3 separate regions of the Homo sapiens genome follow, and all the other regions are linked to region 2. The links are chromatin contacts, found by Hi-C in ENCODE. All regions are on one chromosome and are shown on one strand. Each heading gives the region's core, a stretch centred on a gene start or an enhancer-like site at or near the end of the contact. The rest is flanking DNA. Distances are from core to core; before and after follow the strand shown.

Region 1 (3,006 bases), core at 429-2,928, 260 kb after region 2:
GCCAACATGGCGAAACCCCGTCTCTACTAAAAATACAAAAATTAGCTGGGTGTGGTAGCAGGCACCTGTAATCCCAGCTACTCAGGAGGCTGAGGCAGGAGAATCGCTTGAACCTGGGAGGTGGAGGTTGCAGTGAGCCGAGATCGCACCACTGCACTCCAGCCTGGACCACAAAGTGAGACTCTGTCCAAAAAAAAACAAACAAAACCCAACAAAATAAAACAAGGTGAACTAAAATGAGAAATATCCTTTTGGAAGAACATAGTTCCAAATATTTATTCATTCAACAAATAACCATTTAGGGCCAACTTGCACTGACTTTTCCTTATAACACATAAGCAATAAACCCTATTATTGCGTACTCTCGCGTGATTAGGGAACGTTGTTAAGAGGCTCAAAAATCGGACGTCATAGCTCAAAAATCGGACGTCATAGCACATTGGCTAATGGAATCACCCAGGGGCTTTGCGGTTTCCCCTTCCAGCAGCCAGAGGGGCCAGAGTCGGAAGCTGGGGGTCGGACTCTTGGCATCTTCTGGTGGATTATGAGGTTTGGATTAACTGGGATTTCCCGTTGGTGTTTTTCTGCCTCATCTGTTTAGCTTTTTGTGGTCCCCTTTTTGGTATCCAACTTGCTCTTTCTTAAGTGAAGTTTCTGATTAAAGCAAGAGCTTCGAGTAAGGGGTCTGACCGTAATTTTTCACTGGTTAATGTCTGACGTCCAGTAGGTGCTGTCTGGATCATTCTCCGTCCCTCCCTCCCTTCTTTCCCTCCCCCCCTTCCTTTCTCTCCCTTTCTCTTTTCTTTCTCTCTCTCCCTCCCTCCTTCCTTTCTCTTTCTCTCTCTCTCTCTTTCTCTCCTTTCTTGGATGGAGTCTTGCTTTGTCACCCAGGCTAGAGGGCAGTGGCGTGATCTCAGCTCACTGCAACCTCCACCTCCGGGGTTCAAGTGACTCTCCTGCCTCAGCCTCCCGAGTAGCTGGGACCACAGGTGCGTGCCACCACACCCAGCTAATTTTTTTGCATTTTTACTAGAGACGGGATTTCACCATGTTGGCCAGGCTGGTCTCAAAACTCCTGGCATCAAGTGATGCGCCCGGACCCTCAAAGTGTTGAGATTACAGGCGTGAGCCACCGCGCCTGGCCTTGAACTTTATTTTCTCATTGAGCCCAGGCACCTCACTAAATTCGGCTCACCCCTATGTCTCACTTTCCTACTTTTGTTTTGAAGCCTTTGCCCCACCCCCTCCACGTTGCCGCCTTTTTCGTACTGAGCGCGCAGGGCACTACGCCCACCACTCCCCTTGACCCACTCCTCAAGCCCTGATACCGGGGCGAGGCCCCTTCCTTTTCTAGTCCTTCTACGCGCCAGGTGGGTGGGTTTCGCGGTGACGAGGCGACACCTCTTTCCCCTCTGGCGAGCACGTTAACTGGGGAAGCTACCAAATTCTCACGCCTTAGCTGCCCTGCCTCCACCTCCCGCAAGTCCGGTTGCCCCTCTAGGCTTCTGCGCCTGCAGTGGTTCCGACCCTCGCCTTTAGAACTCTGCCGCTTCCGCCTCTTATTTCGCGCCTTTGTTTTTAGTTTTGGAAGGGGCGGAGTTGAAATGGCTGCGCCGCGGTTGCCGAAGCAACGCTTTGGTTACTTCCGTTGGTTTCAATGCTTCCGGGTTGGCGCTGCAGTGGCGTTTCCGACTGTGGGAGCCTCAGCTTCCCAGTCGTCCGATGAGCCCGAGCAGGTGAGGGGGAGCTCCTGGACTTCCAGGCTGGGGAGCGGGGCTGGGCCGCGCCAGGCCGCGCGGGGCCGGGCTGGCCTGGTTCCCGGCCTGGGAGGGGCTTAACGGTCCTCTGGTCTCTCTCTCCCCTCAGCTGAGTCCCTTCCCTGTCTTTCACTCTTCTGGCATCGGTGGTTTTACTTCTTCGATTGAACCCTGCTTCCTCGACCCCCCTGGGAGGCCGCCTTCTTCAGGCGCCTCCCTTCTCTCCACGAGCTCGCTCTGACAGCTGAGGAACTGGCAAGATCCTGCTACCCAGAGGGTGAATGGGTATCTTTCCCGGAATAATCCTAATTTTTCTAAGGGTGAAGTTTGCAACGGCGGCCGTGATTGTAAGCGGAGTAAGCAAACACCTCCATTGTATTAGTGTAAGGGATACTGTTGAAAGATGCTCCCCTTCGGTTTCTACCCCCTGTCACTCCTGAGGTCAAGGCATTGAAGGCATCTATTAAAATGCAGTTCAGTTACTTGATTGGCATGACAGCTGTTATCAACATGAATTAGTTTCTCAGACAGGATAACAGCAGGGACATTTATGGTTTCCTGTCAGTGATTCCTTGTTGTTGTTGTTTTTCCCCCCAGCCTAGAGATGCCTAGCGTTATCATGAACTCTTCCCTCGTCTTCATTCCCTACATCATCGAGTTCTTTGTGTCTTCATTGGGGAAGTCTATCTCTAACCTCAGTGCCAACAAGCATCTTTGTCTGCTGTACTTTGCACCATCCTAAGCTAGTCTCCCTGCCTCTCCCGTTTGTAATGTAATCCACTGTGTTTGCTGCAGCCCTAATAGGCTAAAATGTGGTGGATTTCCTCAAGTCACTTCGTTGTTAAACACACACACACAAAACATGCAGCCCCCTCCTACACCCCCTACCCCCACCCCTTGGTTTCAAGCCTTTCAACATAACATGCTCCTTATCACACTTCTTGTCTGATACTGTTTCAGTCAACAAGGGAATTCTCTGTTCCAGTTAGGTTCCTTTCTTCTTGGCACAAACCATACTGATGCCTGCTTCTACATGCTGTGCTTGTTCCCACATTTGTGTTTCTGTTCATTCTCTCTTCCCTGCCCCTCTCCCTTACCTGCACCTAACCAGGTTGTACCTACCGTCTCTCAAGGTTCAATTTAGGTTCTCTCACCTCGGCAATTTTCAAATTAGTCAATCCCATGCTGGTTGTAGTCTTTTCTATGCTCCTCTTGCTCTTAAAGTTTGTACTACACAGTTTAGTACTTA
Region 2 (2,885 bases), core at 372-2,871:
TGTCAGGGCCTGGACACCAGTCTACAGTTCAGCTGGCAGTGCTCATTCTTGCTATGTGGCTGTCCCCACAGCTTTCTCACTGTGACACTTTGAGAGAAGAGAAGTGGCCGAAAAATGCATCTGATGGTCAGTGTACCCCTTATGCGTTTGGTCCATGTTGCTGACTAACCAACAGCCCAGCTGATGTACTTAGCAGATGTTTGGCTGGCTCAATGATTGCATGTGGGCAACCAGCTCCCTAAATGACTGCCCGGTGACTCCAGACCAGCCTCATGAGTGACTGGCTGGCACGCAGGCTGGCTGGCAAGCAGGGCCAGTGCCCTGAGCATAGTAGGTGCTTGATGGATATTTGCTGATTGGCTAGCTGTGCAGCCAGCTGGCTCCCTGGCTGTCTGCCTGGCTGTCTGTGTCTATCTGATTGTCCACAGGGGCTAACTGTGCTCTGTTCTCTGGGGCCATACCTGGTGGATATCATCATCCATCCCGTTGCTTGCGAACTCAAAGATCAGGTCACTGGGCTGTAGGGTAATAGCCATGCTGTCTTTTCAGAGAGCTGACAACGGGATTATCAGAGCCCTCCAGAGCTGTGGGGCTTTCTTGATGAAGGGACAATACCCAGGTACTTTGGAGCCTAGAGCCTACCCCCTGAGCTGCAGTAAAATAGGGGGTGGAGAGAGCTGGAGTAGGTGGTGGCCTAAGCCAGGCTCAAGGCTGCATTCTGGGCTGGACCAACCACAGGAGCGACCTAGAGAGAAGGGAGAGATGGGGACAGTGAGTAAGTCACCTTCCTTGAGCTCTGTTGCCAGAACTGCCTATGAACCAGAGGGACCCTGCCATGCTAAGGCAGACTGCCAATAGAGGAGTGGCCGAAACGGGAGGATGATGAGAGAAGAAAAGCGACAGAGAAGAAAGAGGTCAGGGAAAGAAAGAAGGAGAGAGGAAGTCAACTGAATGGCCTCCAGTGGGAAGTGGCTGAGTGTTGGTGCCCGTCTGGGTCACCAGCATCGGCATCTCGCACTAGTCCCAAAGATATGCAGCCTCCCTCCCTGCCTCCTCCCCTTCCCCTGGAGAAACTGCCAGATGGAGGAACTTTGCGCTCTCTCCACCCTGAAGACTAATCCCCAGGGGGAGTCAGGGCGCCTGGCCTGGCCTCGTGGACGAGGCAGCAGCATGGAGAATCCCTGTAACTCCCTTGGCTTGGGGAAGAATCGTGTGAGGGGCTGAGTGGGGGCCTGTGGGTATCTGTATACCCACTCTGTAGTGCTCTTCTGACTCTGCCTGGCTCCAGGTGAAGTCAGCCTAATCTTACCTTGGGAGTGGGGGCCAGTTAGCTTTGAGGGGCCACATCTACAGAGGAAGAAGTGGGGGTGGTCACACCCATGCCTGCCTCGCTGTGGGGGTTGTATTGTGTGAGGACCAGCAGTGGCCTTACCCTGCTCTCAGGGATGGGACTCTCAGATGGAGCCAAGCCTCCAGAGAGCCTGGAGACTGGGGGACAGGTGGGCCACATACCCTGTTTTCGTCAGCACCCCCCTCTCACCACTACCGCCGCCACCCACCAGAGAGCGTGGCCTCTGTGCTGTGTGTGGGTTTGTGTTCTTGGTTTAGCTTTGCTTTCAGTTTCAAGAGTGAACTGTCACCCTGGGAACTGGTGAGGAGAGCCCCGACTGGAGGAGGGGCAGGCGGAACCTTCCCCATCCTCTGGGGCTGGCTCAGGCCCCTTTTCCAGGAAATCTTCTGTGTCTGCCGCAGCCCAAACACACCTCCTCTCGCCCCACGTGCCCTCAGCGCTCACGGTGTCACATGGCGTCCGGGCCTGCATTTGTTCCCCCTGTCGCCACTCCTCAGGGCTGTCAGTGCCCGGGCGCCTCATCTGCGTGTTGTGGGTGGTCACACCCAGGCCTGCCTCCCACAGCCCCAGCCCTCCCACCTCCCTCCTCGCCAGCCAGCTCTGCTCCTCCACCCCATCACTGGAGCTTCTCCACTTCCAGGCGCCACGTCTTTGGTCCCCTGGGCTCGGTTCTGAGTGTGTGGATGTGCGTGTGGGTGTGTCCATGCACCATAGCAGAAGCCACACACTGCACTCCACCTCCTTGACACTCCCTTGGCAGTGCCGGGGTGGGCAAACCTTATCCTGGCCCGGAAAGAAATGAGGAACTTCAGAGAGGGGCAAAGGGGAGGAAAGGGAGGGGGACCACGGTGACCTCCCTGATGACCGCTCTCCCCCACAGGAGACACCCAGGCCTCTCCTACTTCCTTTCCGTTAGCCCACAGGGCTGGCCGTGCCTTTGCCCCACCCCCACCCTCACCCTCACCCCCACACCTTTCCACCCACCCCAACAAAAAGTCGGGAGAAGTCGCTCAACTCAACCTCTCAGGTCTGAATTTCCCTTTGGACGAGTGAGAGGCTGAGTACTGGGAGGAGGCGCCTGGGAAACTGCAGCCCTTGCCCCAGGTTCACTCCTCCCACCACCACCCCACCCCCACCAGACCCTGCCTGCGACCCATTCTCCACTGGTCTGTGAAGCCTCCCAAGGCCATTTATGCTTGGAAGGTCTGTCCCCCCTGCCCCCCCAGCCTAAGCGCCCCAAGGCTTGCATTCCACAGCAGCTCCCGCCCTCCCACAGGCCTTCTGCCTGCCCCCAGGAAACATTCTCATACTAATCAAATTAAAGGTGATCACTTTCACCTAATCCCACTTTGTCTAAACATGAAACTCCTGTGTGTGTCCCTTCCCCCAAGGTCACTCGCTGTAGCCCTTCCCTTCGGGCTTGCTCATCTCTTCTTTCCAGATCAGGATTTCATGTTTGCGAGTTCACTGCTGGTGCTGTCTGCCTGGGCTACTTTTATGTACCTTCCTTACCTCCCCCATAAGACAGGGGCTT
Region 3 (2,890 bases), core at 215-2,714, 320 kb after region 2:
TCAATATGGGTTAAATCACATATTATACATTAATAATCTCTTCCACTGGTTTCTAGATATTTCTGGTTGAAATCTATCAAGCAAATATATCTTGTCCCCTTAATTATAATATTAGCTCCTTGAAGGCAGAGGACCCACCCTGATACTCCTGTCTACAGACCTTAGCTGTACAGGACAAATCTAGATGTTCAGTAAGGACTGATTAAATCAACCTGACCTGACGGGTGCAGGTAGAGTACCTTTCAAGTTAATTTATTCCTTTGAGCCTCATTTCTTCCTCTACAAAATGAGGGTGGAAATTTTTTTTCTTTTCTTTCTTTTTTTTTTTAAATAAAAAGGAGTCTCACTCTGCTGCCCAGGCTAGAGTGCAGTGGTGCGATCTCAGCTCACTGCAATCTCTGCCTCCCAGGTTCAAGTGATTCTCCTGCCTCAGCCCCCTGAGTAGCTGAGATTACAGGCGTGTGACACCATGCCTGGCTAATTTTTGTATTTTTAGTAGAGACAGAGTTTCACCATCTTGGCCAGGCTGGTCTTGAACTCCCGACTTCAGGTGATCCACCCGTCTTAGCCTCCCAAAGTGTTGGGATGACAGGCATGAGCCACCACACTTGGCCCCCCTTTTTTTCCCTTTATTTTAGAGACAGGGTCTTGCTATGTTGCCCAGGATGGTCTCGAACTCCTGAGCTCAAGCAATCCTCCTACCTCAGCTTCCCAAAGTGCTGGGATTACAGGCTGAGCTGCTGTGCCCGGCTAGGGATTGTAATTTTCTCTGCTTTATTGGGTTGTTGTGAGGGTGGAGAGACAATACATGTAAATTGCTTAGTACATACTCTAGCATCGTATAGTACATCATCTGCTCAATTGTTAGCTATTAATTTAACAATATTAATTTCTGCCTCCTGCTCAACTAGGAGAGAGCCTATGGAAAAGAGTAAGTGCAGCAGTTCTCATGCAAATGTGTAGGTATTCGATTCAGCCTATAGAAGCACACTGGTCTGTTGCCTATGTATTGGGATAAGGACAACAGAAGATTTACCTTTTCACCTATCTTCTTCACTTTTCTGCCATGACAGGGATGCTTTGATGGGTCTGTGCTTTAGCAACTGACTAGGAGCGAAGGTCCAAGTGGGACTCTGGACTGGGAGCGAGGGCTGAGACTAAAGTCGCCACATCAGGCTGCTTGTTCCGTTCACTCAGCAAATATTTATAGCTAATCTAACCAGTTTCAGATATCGTTCAAGAGGTGGGGGTCCTGCAACAGCCCAGGCTTGTGCCTTTACCCCATTTCACAGAGAAGAAAAAGCGAAAAACTAGAGAAAAACCACCTCTCCAAGAGGTAACCGCACGCAGCGCGGAAGGCTGCTAGTGCGCAGGCGCCACGCCCCGGTACGCCCCGGCTCTTCCGGCGCGAGGTCACCGAATCGACTGGCCACTGGCGCCGGGGCCGCGCATGCGCTGCGCTGCCTTTCCCGGGCGCTGATTCCTGAGTGCTGAGCGCGAACCCGAGGAGATGAAGTAAGGCGTCAGCTTCCTTTTGAGGAAGGAGCAGCGGGCCACTGGGGGTGGTCCACCGGGACTGGTGTGGTAGAGCGTCTGCGGGGCCGAGGGGCGGGAGCGGCGCGGGGACTGGAACAGCTCGTCCCCTAGTTTTGCTCTTCCTCAGCTCCGGCCGGTTCGCACTTACTTGTCTGCTTTTCTGCCTACCCTCCCCACCCCCCCCGCCACCGTGAAGCCCTTTAACTAAGGTGAAGCTGATCAACGAGCTGAATGAACGAGAGGTCCAGCTTGGGGTGGCCGATAAGGTGTCCTGGCACTCCGAGTACAAGGACAGCGCCTGGATCTTCCTGGGTGAGGTCCACATCTTTCTTCCTCAGTGCTCTCCAGATTCTCCTGCTCGGTTTCCGACTATTTCGGCATTTTCACCCTTCACTCCTGCTTACATTCATCGCCCACCTTCATATCCATCTGCTGTCTGCCCGGGAATCCGTGTTACATCTCTTTTCTGCCCCATTTTTAGTTTTCCTTCCCTGCCAAATCAGTGCTCATGAGAGTTACTGTTTGCCATTTGCTGTGCTAAGGTTCAGGGACTGTTGTTATTTCTCTCTCACCCTCTGACCCATTATACTGCTGAGGAAATTGGGGTGCAGAGAAGTTAAGGGACTTCCTTAAGGTCACATAGCTAGTAAGCGCAACAGGCAGAACTATAGCATTCTAGAACTCTTGGTCTTAGCCACAGCTCCATATTGCTACCACCACCCTCCCCCATTCCCCTTCCCTTCCAGAATTCACTTTGCTCCTCTAGCTCCTGCTTTCTAGTCCATGGCCACGTTACCATTACTGTATTCACTTTATATCACAATCAGTAATTGTACAAGTTTGATGCTTCAAAGAGGTTATTGTACCAAACATTGTGCTAAGCACTTTATATACATCGTTTTATTTAACTCTTATAATAATCTTGCGAGTTACGTGCTAATATCCCCATCTTACAAATGAGGAAATAAATATTTGGAGGGGAAATTATTCCCTAGGAAATGCTTAACAGTGTCTTTATAACCTTTGTCTATGTGTAGGTGGGGTTAATCATGACATATGTAGACTGATTTTGTATCATAGCTGTAAATTTGTGGGTAATGAGCAGATGAATTCAACATGTTTGTGGAAGCAGAGGTTTGTGATGGAAACTATCTGCTTTGTCCATAGGATTTTGGGTGGCAGGAGGACTGAGTGATCAGATTAGTTTCGTTAGTGGTGACCCCGACTTCCACTCAAAATTAATTACTCCTTTTTCTGTACTACTGGCACCTTACATGTACTTCTGTCATTGAGTCAGACTTAATTTCTTTCTTTCTTTCTTTTTTTTGAGCTGGAGTTTCACTCTTGTCGCCCA

The links. Hi-C counts contacts between places; a loop is a spot of excess contacts on that map. Pooled maps may share reads with other maps.
Region 1: a loop to region 2 is called in a pooled map, with 9 times the contacts of the local background. The contact joins the promoter of SLC25A14 here to the enhancer-like site in region 2. A Hi-C loop is called at or near these places in 8 of 37 single-sample maps with no recorded cell type and 11 of 50 pooled maps.
Region 3: a pooled map shows a loop between it and region 2 (21-fold over the local background). The contact joins the promoter of RBMX2 here to the enhancer-like site in region 2. A Hi-C loop is called at or near these places in 4 of 37 single-sample maps with no recorded cell type and 10 of 50 pooled maps.

What each region holds. Positions count from the first base shown.
Region 1 is chrX:130,338,241-130,341,246 of GRCh38, forward strand. SLC25A14 (solute carrier family 25 member 14) reads left to right here and starts at 1,679. Exons shown (of 11, transcript NM_001282195.2): 1 at 1,679-1,736; 2 at 1,867-2,113. The coding sequence starts at 2,039. RefSeq lists an enhancer at 1,311-1,884 and a silencer at 1,697-1,906.
Region 2 is chrX:130,080,795-130,083,679 of GRCh38, forward strand. It overlaps ELF4 (E74 like ETS transcription factor 4), which reads right to left. Exons shown (of 9, transcript NM_001421.4): 2 at 462-745. The coding sequence starts at 536. Among named protein-coding and RNA genes, the nearest start is that of ELF4, 28 kb to the right of the region's middle. RefSeq lists enhancers at 1,300-1,449, 1,600-1,829, 2,260-2,309. Within about 2 kb of position 1,622, at least 21 of the 41 ENCODE cell types and tissues checked have a DNase peak (open chromatin) inside an H3K27ac peak, as active enhancers do.
Region 3 is chrX:130,400,523-130,403,412 of GRCh38, forward strand. RBMX2 (RNA binding motif protein X-linked 2) reads left to right here and starts at 1,465. Exons shown (of 6, transcript NM_016024.4): 1 at 1,465-1,515; 2 at 1,733-1,848. The coding sequence starts at 1,511.